2 separate regions of the Homo sapiens genome follow, and region 1 is linked to region 2. Evidence: read pairs that join two places in POLR2A ChIA-PET (ENCODE). Cell type or tissue: OCI-LY7. All regions are shown on one strand. Each heading gives the region's core, and the rest is flanking DNA. Links, peaks and the distances in the headings are about the cores only. Region 1 overlaps DDX54 (DEAD-box helicase 54). Region 2 overlaps OAS2 (2'-5'-oligoadenylate synthetase 2).

Region 1 (9,488 bases), core at 2,037-7,036, 180 kb before region 2:
GGGTGGAAGGCAGCTTTGTTGCTATCTGGAACAACAGAAGGAGTGAATTGAGGTCTGTAGTTGAGCCCATCTCTTCAGAGGAACTCTGTTGTTACCATTCTTTTGCATATTTCAGCTTGTATCTCTTGTCAGGGCAATGCCTTTGCCTCATACCTCAGCACTGGCCTTTCCTCAGTTCCAAGCCTTGGGTCTGTGTTCCTGGGGATGGGGTGTGCAGCCTTGCCTGGACATTTGGTTATGGGAAGGGAAACCAAAGAGACCTGTTCTATCAAGCTAACCCCTTCTCTCCTCTCTAGGATGGAAGACCAGTTTGCAGCCCTGCACGAAAATCCCGACATGTGAGTTTGTGGATTGGGGATGACTCCCTGAGATCCCTTCCTAGTGGTGGGGGTGTAAGAGAACTGTGGTGGTGGCCCTGGCCCTGGGGTCACCTGGCCTGTGCACCCTCTTCCAGAATTATTGCCACGCCCGGACGGTTGGTGCATGTGGCTGTGGAAATGAGCCTGAAGCTGCAGAGTGTGGAATACGTGGTGTTCGATGAAGCTGACCGGTAAGGCTGCAGGTCCAGCCCTGAGCACTTGTGTCTGAACTGGGAAAGCAGAGGCAGAGAGGTCAACCAGAGGAAGGCTCTGCCAGGAGAGCCCTGTGTGGCTGAGATCGAAGCAGTGTCTTCCCAGATGTGGGCTGCAGACCTCCTCATAAGCGGTGCTGGAGCTCATCTCTGGGGCTCTCTGACCAATATTTATAATTTTGCATTTCAGGAGTATTGAAATGAATAATAGGACATCTAACATGGGATTTATTTATTTATTTATTTATTTATGAGATAGAGTCTTGCTCTGTCACCCAGGCTGGAGTGCAATGGTATGATCTTGGCTCATTTCAACCTCCGCCTTCCGGGTTCTAGTGATTCTCCTGCCTTAGCCTCCTGTGTAGCTGGGGTTACAAGTACGCGCTACCACGCCTGGCTAATTTTGTATTTTTAGTAGAGATGGGATTTCACCATATTGGCCAGGCTGGTCTTAAACTCCTGACCTCAGGTGATCCACCCGCCTCGGCCTCCCAAAGTGCTGGGATTACAGGCGGGAGCCACAGCACCCGGCCCCTAACATGGGATTTCAAAGAGATTTTTTTAAAAGCACAAAGTTGAGAGCATGGACTCAGGAGCCAGACAGGAGTGGGATCAAGTCCTAGCTCTGCGACTTCAGCTCTGTGAATTTGGGCAATCACTGGACATCTCTGGGCCTTGGCTGCTTCAACTGCAAAATGGGGATAAAGTAGCACGTACCTCACAGGGGTGTTGTGAGGACCAGAAGACTTGATACTTGTAAAGTACTTGGAACCCTCCCTGGCAGAGTTGGGGAGGGGGTTGTGGGGGAAGTGGGGAGGGGGATGTGGGGGAAGTGGGGAGGGACTGCTATCATTGATTGATTGATGGTGACAGGGTCTTGCTCTGTCACCCAGTTTGGAGTACAGTGGTGTGATGATGGCTCACTGCAGCCTCGACCTCCCAGGCTCAAGGGATCCTCCCATGTCAGCCTCCTGAGTAGCTGGGAATATAGGCATGCGCCACCATGCCCAGCTAATTTTTTTTTTTTTTTGAGACGGAGTCTCACTCTGTTGCCCAGGCTGGAGTTCAGTGGCATGATGTCGGCTCACTGCAAGCTCCGCCTCCTGGGTTCACGCCATTCTCTTGCCTCAGCCTCTCGAGTAGCTGGGACTACAGGCGCCCGCCACCACGCCCGGCTAATTTTTTTGTATTTTTAATAGAGACGGGGTTTCACTGTGTTAGCCAGGATGGTCTCGATCTCCTGACCTCATGATCCGCCCGCCTTGGCCTCCCAAAGTGCTTGGGATTACAGGCCTGAGCCACTGCGCCCGGCCCCAGCTAATTTTTTATTTTTGTAGAGATGGGATCTCGCCTAGGGTGTTCTTGAACTCCTCCTGCCTTGGCCTCTCAAAGTGCTGGGATTACAGGTGTGAGCCTCTGCAGCCAGCCTGGGCTGCTGTCATTTATTTCAGCATGAGTTTGTAAGAACATGACCAAGACAGATTCCAGATTTCAAGGTTATTGTTGTTTAGGATGAAGTCACGTGATAAGTGTGAGTGGGCTGAGTTAGAGTGAGGCAAGCCCTGGGACACTGCAGAAGTTGTGGGGACAAGGATGGCTGCGGTTGGAACTCCAGGGAGTGAAGGCCCCCTCTGACCCAGTCCTGCCCTCTACCCTTCCAGGCTTTTTGAAATGGGTTTCGCAGAGCAGCTGCAGGAGATCATCGCCCGCCTCCCCGGGGGCCACCAGACGGTGCTGTTCTCCGCCACGCTGCCCAAACTGCTGGTGGAATTTGCCCGGGCTGGTGCGTGAGCTGGGGGTGGAGATGGGGGCTGGGGGTCAGGCTGGGGCCTGGGGGCCAGTCCCTCTGCGACTCCCCCACTTTCCCCCATGTCTCCTGCAGGCCTCACGGAGCCCGTGCTCATCCGGCTTGACGTGGATACCAAGCTCAACGAGCAGCTGAAGGTGAGGCTGCACCTGTCCCATCCCAGGAGGTTGTGTCCAGGTGGGCCCTGCAGGCCCTGGGCCAGGACCCCGTAAGCCAACACGTGATGCCCTCTCCCCACAGACCTCCTTCTTCCTCGTGCGGGAGGACACCAAGGCTGCCGTGCTGCTCCACCTGCTGCACAACGTGGTGCGGCCCCAGGACCAGACCGTGGTGTTTGTGGCCACGAAGCACCACGCCGAGTACCTCACTGAGGTGAGCAGGGTCCTGAGTGGGAGGAGCACCTCCTTCAGCTGGAGTTTGGAGCTGCAGTTCCCTGTGCAGTCACTAGAGGGCAGCACGAGAGCGGACCAGGAGCCTGGGCCTGGGCTCAAGATGGTCATTTTTATTTTTATTTTTTATTTTTTTGAGACGGAGCCTCGCTCTGCCATCCAGGCTAGAGTGCAGTGGCACAATCGTGGCTCACTGCAGCCTTGACCTTCCAGGCTCAAACAATTCTCCCGCCTCAGCCTCCCGAGTACTTGGGACTTCTGGCGCATGTCACCATGCCCAACTAACTTGTTACTTATTTTTATATTTTGTAAAGACAGGTTCTCACTCGGTTGCCCAAGCTGGTCTTGAACTCCTGGGCTCAGGTGATCCTCCCACCTTGGCCTCCCATAGTACTGGGATTATAGTACTGGGATTATGAAAACATTTCTTTTTTTTTTTTTTTGGAAATGGTATCTCACTCTGTCGCCCAGGCTGGAGTGCAGTGGCACGATCTCAGCTCACTGCAACCTCCACCTCCCAGGTTCAAGTGATTCTCCTGCCTCATCCTCCTGAGTAGCTGAGACTTCAGGCGCCACCATGCCTGTCTAATTTTTGTATTTCTCATGGAGACGGGGTTTTGCCGTGTTGGCCAGGTGGGTCTTGAACTCCTGACCTCAAATGATCTGCCCGTCTCAGCCTCCTAAAGTGCTGGGATTACAGGTGTAAGCCACAGCGCCTGGCCTAAACTTTTTATTGTGAGAAAATTTCAAACCAATTCTAAGATCAGAAAATAATATGATGAACCCCGGGTACTCGTTATCTAGGTACAACTGTTACCAGCTGATAGCTGGTCTTGACCTTCATCCGTTAGTTCCCCTTACATCCGGGTTATTTTGAAGCCTGTCCCTGCCATCCTGTTATTTTCCTGTAGATTTTTAGTATGTGGTTTGTTTGACTTCTTAAGATTGAGGCATGACCTGCATGTAGCAAGCTGTGTGAAGCGCTGTTAGCATGTGTGAGTGGCTCAAAGATTTTTTTCATATGTGTTATGCCTGTGTGACCCCCGCCTGGGTCAAAGCCTGGGGAGTCGCTGTGCCCCAGAAGGCAGTGGGGCCCCTTTCCGTTGGTGCCTGCCTCCCTGTCAGCTACACCTGGGTCTGTTATCTGAGGACATGGTTCACTGGGTTTCACTTACTCCACACACAGTTAACAACACTCCCTCTGTGCAGCTGCTGGGGTCACCAGTGAATAAGACCAAAATAGTAATTTTTAAACAGTTGTTTTTTTAGAGAGAGTTTTGCTCCTTTGGCCAGGCTGGAGTGCAATGGCATGATCATGGCTTACTGCAACCTCTGCCTCCTGGGCTCAAGTGATCCACCCACCTCAGCCTCCGAAGTACCTGGGACTGTAGGCACAAGTCATGCCTGACCATGCCAGCTCATTTTTTATTTATTTTAATTTTTTTTGTAGAGATGGTGTCTTGCTGTGTTACCCAGGCTAGTCTCGAGTTTCTGGTCTCAAGTGATTTTCCAGCCTTGGTTTCCCGAAATGCTGGATTACAGGCGTGAGCCACCATGCCCAGTTTAAATAGTAATCTGTAAAGAACAGCTAGCACTCTCATGAGTGTTCCATGTTGAGACTCTGTTCTCAGCACTGTATATACTGACTCATGTGATCCTCATAATAAGGCACAAAGAAGGGGCAGTTATTCGTACAGATGAGGAAAATGAGGCATAGAAAAGTTTGGTAACTTGCCCAAGGTCACACAGCTTGTTTGTAGCAGAATCCGGATAAGGCTTGTGCACTGAGGTGGCATTTGCAGCTTCCCTGAGAGGGCCCTCTGCACACATCATCTCTGATCCTCAGACAACCCTGCAGAGAGGTGGGAGGTGTTGTAAGCTCCATTCCTCCCCAAACTGGCATCACCCAGCAAGCTGGGATTCAGACCAAGGGTGCCAGACTCCAGAACCCGTGGTCTTGTCTCTGCACCTCAGTGCCCGTCCCCCGCCATGGTCTGGCTTCCTTTCCTTTCTCCTCCAAGTCTCCTTCTCACTTTGCTACCATCTTTGCTCTGAGCAGCTGCTGACGACCCAGCGGGTGAGCTGCGCCCACATCTACAGTGCCCTAGACCCGACAGCCCGCAAGATCAATCTCGCCAAATTCACGCTTGGCAAGTGCTCCACTCTCATTGTGACTGACCTGGCCGCCCGAGGCCTGGACATCCCGCTGCTGGACAATGTCATCAACTACAGCTTCCCCGCCAAGGGCAAACTCTTCCTGCACCGCGTGGGTAAGCAGCCCGTGGCTGGCCCTGGGGCAGGCAGGGGTGCCGGATCCTGGCAGAAGCCGAGGGTACAAGGCTTAACTCTTGACACTGCACATGGGGTGGCTGTGGGCCTTGTTTTAGAGACAGAGCCTCGCTATATTGCTTAAGCTGGTCTCAAACTCGCGATCGTGCCACTGCGATCCAGCCTGGGTGACGGAGCAAGATCTTGTCTCAAAAAAACCAAAAAAAAAAAACAACCCAATTATTCAGCTTATGGTTTTTTTGACTTTACAATAGCACCCATACAGCTGTTCTATTTTTTTCTTTCAGTACAGTATTCAATAAGTTACATGAGATACTCAACACTTTATTTTAAAATCGGCTATGTGTGGGATGATTTTGCCCAAGGGTAGGCTAATGGAAGTATTTGGAGCATGCTCAAGGCAGGCTGGCTGAGCTGCGATGTTTAGTGGGTTAGGTGCCGTGCGTGTGTTTTTGACGGCTATTGGGTTTATTGAGACGCAGCCCTTCGTAAGTCACGGAACAGCTGTGGTCTCATTTCAGAGATCACTGTCCCCCATTGCTCTCTGATGACATGGCCGTCATTTTGGTGTGTGTCCATTCTTCTGATGTTTCTATTTTAAGTTGTGGTAAAGTAGACATAGCATGCAATTCAGCATTTTGCCATTTCCCAGTGTGCAGTGGAGTGGCATTGAGTCTGTTCCCATTGTGCAACTGTCACCACCATCTGTCCCCAAAACTTTTTTTTTTTTTTTTGAGAGTCTTGCTTTGTACCCCAGGCTGGAGTGCAGGGGTGTGATCTCGGCTCACTGCAACCTTCACCTCCCAGGTTCTAGCTATTCTCTTGCATCAGCCTCCCGAGTAGCTGGGATTACAGGTGCTCGCCACCAGGCCCAGCTAATTTTTTGTGTTTTTAGTAGAGACAGGGGTTTCACCATGTTGGCCAAGGTGGTCTTGAACTCCTAACCTCAAGTGATGCATCTGCCTCAGCCTCCCAAAGTGCTGTGATTACAGGCGTGAGCCACCATGCTTGGCCCCAGAACTTTTCCATCTTGCAAAATTGAAGCTCTATCCGTCAGACAAAATCTCCTTATTCCCCTCCCGCAGCCCCTGGTAACTGTTATTCTACTTTCTTTGCCTTCTTTTAATTCATAAGTGTCATGTGGTGGGTGCACTTCCCCCTTGTTGCTGTCTGCTGTCCCCTAGTTTCTGTTGCTGTGTGGAGAGCTGGTTCTGCATGTCCCTAGGGAGGTCCCCAGGACGCCCCCAAAGGGAATTTCTTGTGCCTCACAAGACCAACAGTGCCGGTCAGACAACCTCAAATGAAATCTCCAAATGTCATAACACCTTGTTTTCCCAAGATACAGAGACAAACCAAAATATAATGCTATGTAGTGATTTAGGTACTTCATGCAAAATTGCAATCATATTGGGTGTTCTTTTTTATAACTGGCTTTTTGTTTTTTTCTTTTTACATCACCATACATCACGAATGTTTTTCGTTTACTATGAAATGTCATTCTGTGATGGGTTGGCACATCTTTTCTGTAAGGGGCTAGACATGAAACGTTAGGCTTTGTGGACCATACTGTCTCTGTCATAACTGTTCATCTCTGCTGCTGTCGTGTGACTGCTGCCTATTCATTTATATAGATAATATATAAACAAATGAGTGTGGCTGTGTTCCAATAAATCTTTATTTACACAGACAAGCAGGGGGCCGGGATCTCACTCTGTTGCTTGGGCTCTAGTGCTGTGGCATGATCATAGCTCACTGTAAGCTTGAACTCCCAGATTCAAGCAATCCTCCCAGCTCAGCCTCCCAAGTACTTAGGGCTACAGGCACACACCATCACATCTGGCTAATTTTCGTTTTTTGTAGACATGGGGTCTTGCTATTTTGCCCAGGCTGTTCTCGAACTCCTGGCCTCAAGTGATTCTCCCACCTCAGCCCCTCAAAGTGCTGTGATTACAGGCGTGAGCCACCAGCCTGGCCCTGTAGGCTGCAGTTTGCCCACTCTTTTCCTGAGCTGTTTAATTCCCACTGTGTGGCCATCAGCTAATTCACTTATCTAGTCCTCTACCCTTGAGACTTTAGTTTCCAACTTGGGGCTGTCCTAGTCAGGGCCACACTAAACCTCCTTGTGTGTGAATCTTTACATCTTTGCGGGGAATTCTCAAAAGTGGGGACACTGAAGAGTTTTGATCATGCTCATGAGCAGGGCCTTGCTGTATTTTTGCTAGTCTCCCAGAGCACTGTGTCAGCTTGGGCACACTCTCACAGATCAACCTAGGGACCGGGATTAAACTTCCCTGTGCGTAGGTGGGGACAGCAGCCGTGTGAGGTTCGAGGCTTGGCCAGGCTCACCTGCTCAGGGTCTGGCCTGTGGAACTCATGCTGGGTCCGGGTCCTTCTTTGCTTAATTAAGCTTGAACGTCTCCTTGCTGCAGGCCGTGTGGCTCGGGCTGGCCGAAGTGGCACAGCCTACTCCTTGGTGGCCCCTGATGAAATCCCCTACCTGCTGGATCTGCACCTGTTCCTGGGCCGCTCCCTCACCCTCGCCCGACCCCTCAAGGAGCCCTCAGGTGAGTGGAGGCTGGGTGGGGATAGGGGTCCCCGTGGAGTTCATGGGCCCTGTTTTGGCTGTGGGAGGAGGTAGGGCTGGGTTTGACCCCAGCAGAAGATGATTCCTTTTATTTATTTTATTGTATTTTATTTGTTTTGTTTATTTTTTGAGACAGAGCCTCGCTCTGTTGCCCAGGCTGGGGTGCAGTGGTGTGATCTTGGCTCACAGCAACCTCTGCCTCCCAGGTTCAAGCCATTCTCTTGCCTCAGCCTCCCGAGTAGCTGGGACTATAGATGCCCGCCACCACGCCTGGCAAATTTTTTATTGTATTTTTAGTAGAGACAAGGTTTCACCATGTTGGCCAGGCTGATCTCGAACTCCTGACCTCAAGTGATTCGCCCACCTCCCAAAGTGCTGGGATTACAGGTGTGAGTCACTGCGCCCGGCTGATTCCTTCTATTTTTTAACGAGACGGGGTCTTACTCTTGCTCAGGCTGGAGTGCAGTGGTGCGATCATGGCTCGCTGCAACTTCCAACTCCTGGGCTCAAGCAAGCCACTATGCCTGGCTAATCCCTCTATTTTAAACTCAGGATTTCCCACAACAATCCAGATTTCTGGTATCTACTGGGAAACAGTTGGATCTGGGTGCTAAGCTGTGGCACCCCCATTAGACAGGCTTCCTGGTCCCCTGCAGCCCCTGCCTGCCTCCCCTTCCTGTCAGTGTGGCCTGCCCAGCCCCTGCAGGCATCTAGTGTGTGACCCTATACTTGATGAGTTTTCAGGGGAGCGCAGCGGAGGGAAAGAGAGGCTGAGGCTCATTCAGACCAAGCCCACAGGACATTTTTAATTTATTTATTGAGACAGAGTTTCGCTCTTGTTGCCCAGGCTGGAGTGCAGTGGTGCAATCTTGGCTCACCACAACCTCCGCATCCTGGGTTCAAGCGATTCTCCTGCCTCAGCCTCCCGAGTAGCTGGGACTGCAGGCACACACAACCACGCCCAGCTAATTTTGTATTTTTAGTAGAGACAGGGTTTCACCATGTTGGCCACGCTGGTCTTGAACTTCTGATCTCAGGTGATCTGCCCGCCTCGGCCTCCCAAAGTGCTGGAATTACAGGCGTGAGCCACTGTGCCCAGCCGCCCACAGGACATTTCTGTATACATCCTAGAATGGGAATGCATGGGACAGACAATAGCAATCACCATGGCCTCCATCTGTGGGCCTCCAACTATGGGCCTCCACCTGCAGTCCTGCTGGTTCCCGGGCCCTGGACACATCTTGTCTCATTTGTCCATCTGTGCTAGAGGGAGGGCTGTCATCACCTCTGCTTCACAGATGAGAGAACGGCTCTGACAGGCCTACCCGCATGCACACAGCAGGGAGGTGGGGAGCTGAGATTCAGGCCCCCCCAGAGGCCCAAGACTCAAGCTCAGAGAGCTGAGGCGGCTTCCTCCGGACAGCCTAGCCAGTGGTCAGCAGAGAGCGCAGCCCTCAGAGCTCCGGGCCCCCTCTGCCTCGGCTGTTCACTCTTGGCTGCCAGTGGTGGTCTCTGTCCAGGCCACGGCCCCCTCAGGTGACCATGTGGCCCTGCAGTGTCCCAGCCCATGCCTGGAGGCGGCTGGAAAGCAGACACCATAGCAGAAAGTCTGGGGTCAGATGCAAGGGCACAGGAAAGGGCTGCGGGGCCTGGCCGGGGTGGGGGGCGGCCTGTGCAGTCACTGGAGGTGGAGGCCTCAGTCGGGCGCCACGCAGGGGTGAATTGGAAGGGGCGCCTAAAGGGCATTTCAAAGCATTTTCCTGGGGGCAAAGCTGAGAGTGCAAGGGCCAAGGGAGGGAGGTGCAAGCACAGCCCCACCTGGCAGCCCCAGGGGCCCAGTGACAGGCA
Region 2 (9,488 bases), core at 2,901-7,900:
CCTGGGTTTGCTGCTTTACAGAGACATTCTATTAATAAAATAACAAAGTGGTCTCCTCTTCCTGCCCCCCATCCCCTTTCTCTCTTAGCTCCTTCCTTCTATAAGGGGAAGTGTCTCTCCAGTGTTTGTTTAGGGGACAAAATGTGACTATGGTTTGGAATGTGAAAAGCACTGGCTGGACCTCCCCTCTTTCAGACAGACCCATCTGCCTCCCCACCCATGGTGGCTGCCATTCTTCTGGTCCAGCACTGGCTTGATAGGGCAAGGCTGAGATCTCATTCCAAAGAGGTATGCCTGGCATGCGGATGATGAGGTACAGGGATAGGGTGTGAGAAGCTTGGCACCTCGCTGATTGGAGCTGGTGCAGCAGGATGTTCCTGATGGTCTCATCTTCAAAGTTGTAGTTGACCATCCAATAGATACACAGCTTCTCCTGGCATTTGATCAGCTCCAGTACGGTTCTGACGCCTTCAGCAATGTCAAAGTTGTCTTTTCTGCACCCCTGTTCCCAGGCATACACCGTAAGCAGCTCCAGGGCATACGGAGACAGCGAGGGTAAATCCTTGATTTTTTTCTGGCACTGTGGGATAAGGAAAGGGTAGCAGCTCATTGGGGGATCTAGTTCTTACCATGTCAGGGATCTGAAATCAAGAAACCAGAGGTCTACAGGAAGTCATTGTCCTTTGCTAGAATGCCTACAGTTCAGTGGACTGACAATACCAAGTCTTGACAAAGATGTGGAACAACTGGGATGGAGCAGGGACCTCTCTTAGGTGTCTGCAGGCCACCCACTGCTCCCATCCCACAAGCATGAAAATAAAGGAAAATCTGGAGTTCTTTCGAGGGAAATTCCAGGCACCTTACTAGCCTTGAAAAGTCAATGAGCAACTCGATAAGCAAAAATACAGTAGTTCAGGGTCTACAGGAGCAGTGAAAAAAAACCCAATAAAACAAAAACAACAAAAAAGAAGGTAATAGTCACTTAAAACAGTAGCCAAGGAAGTTAGAGTCAAAAGATGTTTTGTTCCCTATAGAAACTAAAGATAACATCTTAGCATATGTCCCTGAGTTGATTTTCAGAAACTCAGGCCCCCACCAAGCAAATCCACTGGCAGGTAGACCTCAGATGAGGGGAAACTGAGGATTGAACCCTGACCTCGTTCTTTGTTCTAAATTTCTTCCTGAGGGTTTTGGAGGAGGTCACACCTACGAGCCAGAGCTAACGTTCCCTTCTGCTGATCTGAAATTTTTAGATAAAGCTTCGCCCATTTCACCCATCACAAATTGGAAAGTCTTTGAATCCTGTGACCAGCGCCACCCATCCTCCTCCTCCCTCCTGCTTGGAGACGTCCCACCTTTTTAGGTCAAACCAATGTACAGCCTCCATGTGTTGATTTATGGCTTTGCCTGTAACCTCTGTCCCCTCACCTTTAAAACCCTTACCTGTAAGCCATCGGGGAGTTCGGCTCTTAAACATGAGCTGCCCAATTCTCCCTGCTTGGCTCCCTGCAATAAATGCTTCACTCTCTCACTGCAATCCCAAAGTCTGTTTGGCTTTGCTGCGCTGGGTGGGCAGATCCCCAGTTGGGTTTGAGAATATGCCTGAAACTCACATCTTGCTGATGGGAGTATAATTTGGTAAGATTTTGGAAATGATTCGGCAAGATTTGCTATGGTTAAACAAAAAAACAAACTACATATATATTTTATATATTTACACGCATATATGTACACAACATTCATATATGTGCACTGGATAGCCCAGCAATTCTACTGCTACATATTTATCCAAGAGAAATGAATGCTTACATTCACAAAAAGACATGTAGGGAAATACCCATAGTAACCTAATTCATAATTGCCCCAATTTGAAAATGACCCAATCATCTATTTGAAAATTGCCCCAATTTGAAAATGACCCAAAGCAGCAGAATGGATAAATGTGTGTTACATTAATACAATTGAATATGGGAAAACAATGAAAAAAAGTGCTACTATGGCTGGGTGCCATGGCTCATGTCTGTAATCCCAACACTTTGGGAGGCTGAGGTGGGCACATAGCTTGAGCCCAGGAGTTCAAGACCAGCCTGGGCAACATGGTGAAACCTCATCTCTACAAAAAATACAAAAATTAGCCAGGTATGGTGGCACACTCCTGTAGTTCCAGCTACTTGGGAGGCTGAGATGGGAGGATTGCTTGAGCCCAGGAGACAGGTTGCAGTGAGCCAAGATCCCACCACTGCACTCCAGCCTGGGCAGCAGAGCAAGACCCTGCAACCATATGAATGAGTCTCTCAGACATCCCGTTGAGCCAAAGAAGGCAGACATGAAGTATGTACCATATAATCCCACTTACATTGTTTGTTTAAAATCAAGCAAAACTAATCTGCGGTGGTAATAGATGTTAGAATAGGGGTTTGTTTGGGAGGATTACTAGGGGGACAATGGGCTTGAGGCACCTTCTGGGGTACACGAAACGTTCCCTATGTTGATTTGGGTGTTGCTGGTAAGATTGTAAAAAATGCGTTGAGCTGTATACCTAAGATTGTTGCACTTTACTGGATGTCAATTATCTCGATAAAAAGGAAATGAATGATAACCATATATAGACAGTTGGAAAATTACCTGTTGATGCCAGTGCTTTATCAAGAGGATCAAATCCTTTAGTTTTCCAGGACGGTTGTCAAAAAACTTCTGCTGGAGTTCAGTGAAGCAGACTGCAAACTCACCAGGACTGGCATTTGTCTTATCCAAGGATCTTTTGAGCTCTCGATAGATCCAGGGGCTGGGATTATCATTTAAGCCTGATGTGAAACAGAAATTGGAACGTTGTTATTTATGTAACCTGGTTTTAGAGAGCCAGGGTTGCTCTACAATGAAGGTCAGTTATAGTTTGATAGCACACGACTCTTGCTTAATCGGTCAGAGGACAGGTACCTTTACATAAAACATAGTAGGGAAGGGTGACTTGGCCCATTAGATAATAAAGTGTAGTCTAAACTGACTGTAATGAAAACAGTATGGTGTTAACCCAAGACAAGATCAGCAGAACCTAATGGAGGGACAAGAGATGGAATTATAAACGAGAAAGGGAATTATCCAAATTAGTAGGGAGCAAGTGGGTTCTTTAAAAAATTGTTTGTGTTGGCATAGTTAGCATACATCTGGAAGAAAGGAAAGTTTATATTTTACATGCAATATATTCTGTCATTGAGTCCATCCTGTGAATATTTTACTTCAGAATGTCAGGGTACAGGGACTTTGAGGAGGCAGGCAAGGTGGCAGCAGGGCCCTGGAGGTCTGGGGACAGGGGCTGGTTTAATCAATGGGTTTCCATTCTTGCTAGCTGAGTTCCACTGTTTATAAACACATTTATTTAGCCAGGCACGGTGGCTCATGCCTGTAATCCCAGCACTTTGGGAGTCTGAGGCAGGCGGATCACCTGAGGCCAGGAGTTTGAGACCAGCCTGGCCAACATGATGAAACCCCGTCTGTACTAAAAATACAAAAATTAGCTGGGCGTGGTGGCAGGTGCCTGTAATCCCAGCTACTCAGGAGGCTAAGGCATGCGAACTCCTTGACCCCGAGAGGTGGATGTTGCACTGGGCCATAATTGCACCACTGCACTCCAGCCTGGGTGACAGAGTGAGACTTTGTCTCAAAATAAAAATAAAAATAAAATAAACACATTTATTGATTGATTACTGTTACTGAAACACCAGGGGTTCAGTCTAGGTCCTGCTGCTCACCACATAGAAAGCCAATGGCGGAAACAAGTGTTGCCAAGAAGAAGGCTTTAATCAGGTGCTGCAGCTGAGGAGATGGGAGATCAGTCTCAAATCCTTCTCCCTGACAGACTAAAGTTAGGGTTCTATATAGCAGGGAAGAAATGTAACTATGTGTGGGAAAACGGGAATTAGGGAGGGGTAAGGAGGTAATCATGAGGAATAAGGGATTTGACATCCCATTGTCTGGATGCAGTGACTGGTGAGTTTCAGTTCTTTGATACTTTTTGAGAGGTCTGAGGTTCCTTTTCTGAGGAAGGAACTTAGATAAAACAAATGTAAGTTTCAAGCTTTAAGATCAGAAGGGTCAATTTCTATGTTCATTAAAAAACAAAACAACCCTCCCCCCCCCACAAAAAAACAACCAAACAAATAGAAACAAAAACAAACAAAAAATGGTCTATAGGACTACTGAGTTTGTTTCATCATTATTCTTACTTTTAGAGACAGAGTCTTCTCTGTCGCTCAGGCTGGACTGCAATGGCACAATCATAGCTCACTGTACCCTCAAATATATTTCAAGGCTCAAGTGATCCTCCTGCCTCAGCCTTCTGAGTACCTGGGACCACAGGCGTGTGCCACCATGTTTGGCTTTTTTTTTGGAGAAAAAAAAAAGCCTGTTGCCCAGGCTGGTCTTGAACTCCTGGCCTCAAGTGATCCTCCCACCTTGGCCTTCCAAAGTGTTGGAATTACAGACGTGAGCCAGCTCCCTGGCCCATAAACACATTTAGATAAGAAACCAGGAGAAAGCAGCTAGCTTGTTCCTTTCATACACCCCAGTGGATATTTACTGACTCCCTAGGCATGGTTCTGGGCACTTGGCATGCAGGGAGGTTGACGGAAAGAGCATTCTATCTTCCCCCATAATGATAATAAATAGCTAACGTTTATGGTGTGTTTACTCTAAGCCTTTTATGTACAGTGAAACATACAAGCCTCACAAAACTCTTAGCTGGCAAGTGCAATTGCAATTACTAATTTACAGATGAGGATAATGGAAATACCAGCCAGTCAAGTAAATAGGTACTTCTTGCTTTGGGTCAAAGGCCCTAGGGGGAGAGTTGTAGTGGCACACAGTGGTGGAAAGAGATGCAGAATTGGAGACAGCCAGCCTGGACCTGGTGTAAAAATAGGCCAGATTAGTTAGGCTAATATTTAGTTTAAAAAACAAAACAAAACGAAAAGCAAGTTACCAATTCCCCTGTAGGTTGCTTTTCTCAGAAAGTGACCCTGTGTTTCCTTGCAGAAAAAGGAGCTTATAATAATTTGGAATGTGCAGCTTTACCACCATCTAGTGGCAGCTTCTGGGTAGCACATGTGGGGAAGAGTTTATTTCTCATTCTCACACCATCCTTGCATGATGGGGTGAACCCAGTAGAGGGCGCTCTGGCCAGGTCTCCCAGCATGGCACTTGGAACAGGAAGAGAGGACTTTCCTATGAGAATTATGATGCACCTGTCTCCCTCCTTGACTCCAGCCCTTGTTTGAAGCAGGCCCCCACCCCCAACCCTGAGCATCCTAATGGCCCTGGAATCTAGTTTCTAGTCTGACTGTACAGCTGGCAGGCATAAGTGAGTAGTAGGACCAGGATAAGAACTCAGAACTGCCAACCTCCCAAACTGGTACATGTTTCCCCAAGCCAGGCCACCTTTCTGTGAATGTGAGTTATCAGGATGTCTGTATGTCTCCTCCTTATCAGTGATGCCTGGGCTAATTGTTCTTCATGGTTCCTGGTAACCCAGAAATTCCTTAAAACTATAGGTGATGGAAGGTACTCTGGCCATGGGCTTAGAAGACCTGGGCTTTTCTGTTTCCCCATTTGTTTAATGATGGCTTAAGTTTCAGCTTGGGAATTTTCCCTTCCCCTCCCCTCTCTTCCCCTCCCCTCCCCTTTTCTTTTCTTTCTTTCTTTTTTTTTTTTCTTTTGACAAGATCTTGCTCCGTTGTCCAGGCTGGAGTATAGTGGTGTAATAATAGCTCACTGCAACCTTGAACTCCTGTGCTCAAGTGATCCTCCTGCCTCAGTCTCCCCAGTAGTTAGGAATACAGCTGCATGCCACCACATCTAATTTTTAATTCTTTTGTAGAGATGGGGTTTCACTATGTTGCCCAGGCTGGTCTTAAACTCCTGGCCTCAAGTAATCCTCTTGCCTCAGCCTCCCAAAGCGCTGGGATTATAGGCAAGAACCACTGTGCCCAGCCTGGAATTATTTAAGTTTGTGATTATATGTGCACCTGTACTTGAGACTTTGTGCTTGAGACTATCCATCTATCTACCTCATCCATAAATATATACATATATTTAATATCTATCTATCCATCCATCCATCTACATTCATTTTTCCATCCATTTACCTTCCATCCATTTATCCATCATGCTCCATCCATCCATCCAACCAACAACTATTATTAATAATGAACATTGTACTAGAGACCATAGAAGAACAAGATACTCATGATACCTGTCCTCATGGAGCTTATAGTCTAGGAGAGGAGAAAGCTAAATACATTATTTCCATATAAGTTGTGAAAGGAAAATAAATCTTGGGGCCCCAAAATCACTCGGTTAAAGGGAAAAGTCAAGCTGGGAACTTCTCAGGACAAACCTGCCTCCCATTCTATTCAAAGTCATCCCTCTGCTGAGATAAATGTGTATTTGATTGCCTCCTTTGGAAGAGGTTAATCAGAAACTCAGAGGAATGCAACCATTGGTCTCTTATCTACCTATGATCTGGAAGCCCTCTCCCCACTTTGAATTGTCCCACTTTGCTTCGAGTTGTCCCGCCTTTCCGGAGTGAACCATTGTTCACCTTACATATGTTGATTGATGTCTCAGGTCTCCCTAAAACGTACAAAAGCAAACTGTGCTCTGAGCGCCTTGGGCACATGTCATCAGGACTTCCTGAGGCTGTGTTACGGGTGCGCATCCTCAACCTTGGCAAAATAAACTTTCTAAACTAACTGAGACCTGTCTCAGATAGTTGGGGTTTGCAAAGTGATAAATCCCATGATTCAGACAGCACAAATTGCTACTGGAGCATGTGGAAAGTGGATCTAACCCAGACATAGAGAGCCAGAGGACTTAAAGGATGAGTTGGAGTTATCCAAAAATAAAAGGCTGGGGGAAGTATATTCCAGGCAAAGGAACAGTATAGGCCAAAGTCTCAAGTTGAGCTAGCATCATGTGGGTTTGAGGAGCTCAGGGAAGGCCAGAGTGGCTGAAGCATAGAGAGTTAGTTGGTGGTGAGTGGTACAGCTGGAGAGGTAAGTAAGTAGGGGCTGCCAGATCATCAAAGTCCTGTCCTGCTGAGGAGTTTGATCCTTATCCTTGTAAACCAAAAATAAAATTCTAAGCCTTCCCAACCTACTGAATGAACCCCTCTCTTGGCCAAGGGGAACCCCCAAAGAAACCTGAAAAACTAGCTCAGGTCATGATGGGAAGGGGGAGCTCAGACACCTCATTATACCCTCCTCCCTTTGGAATTCAGGCACAATCGACAAACACTAACATTAAAATAGAGACCCCAAGACTGACAGAACAGACTCTTTGTAGCAGTATGACACCAAATTCCAGCCTAACTCTGGCATCACCTGACAGATAACAGGCCCTAAAGGAAATCAAAAGTATTTTACCCCAAAATATATTTCTTTGACATATATTGGAATGGCCCTGCAAAGCTGTGTCCTGTGGAAAAATTCACATTCTGTGGAGAATCCCCTTCCCCTTCCAGATCTTTTCCTGATTCAGGAGAGATTTTAACTAATCGTCTGACATCTTTAAGGTCTGATAAGGGACATTTACCACCTATTCTCCTTGAAGCCTGCTACCTGGAGGCTTCATCTACATAATAAGAACCTTGTCTTCCACAACTCCCCTTTTCTTAAGCTGAACTCCTTCAACTAACTGCTAATCAGGAAATCTTTATAACCATCTATGACCTGGAAGACCCTGCTTTGAGACATTTTGCCTTTCCAGGCTGAATCAATGCACATCTTATGTGTACTGATTTACGTTTCTGCCTGTAAATTCTGTCCCCCTAAAATGTATACAAATCAAGCTGTAACCTAATCACCTGGGGCACACGTTCTCAGGAACTACTGAGATTGTGTCACAGGTCATGGTCCTCATATTTGGCTCAGAAAAAACCTCTTAAAATATTTTACAGAGTTTGGCCTTTTTGGTCAACTTCCTAAATGCAGTGAAAAGCCATTAGAGGCAGAGTGTGTGACACAATATTTGTGCATGGAAAGAGAGCACCAGCTGCAGGGTGGAGTGAGACAGGAGGCAGGGAGACAATTAGGAAGCCATTGCCCCATCCCTGGTGGTGACGTTGACTAGGGAAGTAGCAGTGGGAAGGGAGAGAAATGATGCAGATTTAGGAGCAAGTTAGGCAGAACTGGCAGGACTTAGTGATGGGCTGTGAGTGAGGAGGTGGGGGAGCTGGAGATACAATCCTGGCTTAGGTATATAAACCAAAAACAAAATTCTAAGCACCCCCAGTCATCTGAATGGACCTCTCCTCTCAGCAAAGGCATTCCAAAGTTGACCTGAAAAACCAGTTCAGGCCATGATGGGAAGGAGGAGCTGGACATGCCTCATGATACCTCCCTCTCTTTTGGAATTAGTGATAGAACAGGCTCTTGTCTGATAAGAAACATTTACAATCTATTCTCTCTGAAGTCTGCTACCTGGAGTTTTCAGCTGCATGATAAAACTTTGGTCTCCACAACCCTTTATCATCATAACCCAGACATTCCCTTCTATTGATGATAACTCTTTCCATCAATTGCCAATCAGAAAATCTTTAAATCTACCAATGACCTGGAAGCCCCCACTTTGAGTTGTCCTGCCTTTCCAAACCAAACCAATGTACATCTTACCTGCATTGATTGATGTCTCATGTCTCCCTAAAATGTATTGTATTAGTCTGTTCTCATGCTGTTAATAAAGACATACCTGAGACTGAGTAGTTTATAAAGGAAAGAGGTTTGATTGACTCACAGTTCCACATGGTTGGGGAGGCCTCACAATCATGGTGGAAGAGCAAGGGACATGTTACATGGTGGGAGGCCAGAGAGAGCTTGTGCAGGGGAACTCCCCTTTATGACACCATCAGATCTCGTGAGATTTATTCATTATCATGAGAACAGCATGGGAAATACCTGCCTCCATGATTCAATTACCTCCCACTGGGTCCCTCCCATGACATGTGGAAATTGTGGGAGCTACAATTCAAGATGAGATTTGGTGGGGACACAGCCAAACCATACCACGTATACAACCAAGCTGTACCCTGAGCACTTTGGGTACATGTCATCAGAACTTCCTGAGGCTGTGTCATGGGTACATCCTTCACCTTGGCAAATATACTTTCTAAATAGATTGAGACCTGTCTCAGATACTTTTGGTTTACAGGTGATAGCGTTGCTGGAAAAGAGGGTCCTGATTCAGATCCCAAGAGAGGGTTCTTGGATCTCATGCAGGAAAGAATTCAAGGCAGGTACAGAGTATGGTGAAAGAAGCAAATTTATTAGAAACGACTTTGTTACAGGGTAGGGCATCCTCAGAAAGGAGAAGGAGGAATGCGCCATTCTTTGTTAGTGTCTTCGTTGATAAGAAATTCTAAGGAGCTGTCATTAAAATTGGAATGTGCAGATGTGCTCACTAAAGGTAGGGGGTATTGGTGCTGTTAAATCAAGTTT

Evidence for each region. ChIA-PET counts read pairs that join two places held together with the same protein. Peaks named below come from ENCODE experiments on the same cell type or tissue, not always from the same donor. Only the 100,000 strongest peaks of a DNase experiment are listed, where the experiment ranks them.
Region 1: POLR2A ChIA-PET joins it to region 2 with 8 read pairs; 4 of 35 experiments call an interaction of 5 or more read pairs at or near these places.

Annotation. Positions count from the first base shown.
Region 1 is chr12:113,167,902-113,177,389 of GRCh38, reverse strand. DDX54 (DEAD-box helicase 54) reads left to right here. Exons shown (of 20, transcript NM_024072.4): 6 at 297-338; 7 at 455-550; 8 at 2,233-2,354; 9 at 2,454-2,515; 10 at 2,619-2,750; 11 at 4,827-5,037; 12 at 7,486-7,620. Among named protein-coding and RNA genes, the nearest start is that of DDX54, 13 kb to the left of the region's middle. RefSeq lists an enhancer at 2,879-2,958. In OCI-LY7, for the core only: CTCF peaks have their summits at 2,624 (motif pointing left) and 2,824 (motif pointing right); DNase peaks (open chromatin) are centred at 2,299, 2,829, 3,919 and 4,539; H3K4me3 peaks cover 2,534 bases; H3K27ac peaks cover 5,000 bases.
Region 2 is chr12:112,988,612-112,998,099 of GRCh38, reverse strand. It overlaps OAS2 (2'-5'-oligoadenylate synthetase 2), which reads right to left. Exons shown (of 10, transcript NM_002535.3): 3 at 2,626-2,804; 4 at 345-580. Among named protein-coding and RNA genes, the nearest start is that of OAS2, 15 kb to the right of the region's middle. RefSeq lists an enhancer at 1,303-1,472. In OCI-LY7, for the core only: CTCF peaks have their summits at 4,928 and 5,129 (motif pointing right); a DNase peak (open chromatin) is centred at 5,069; H3K27ac peaks cover 1,109 bases.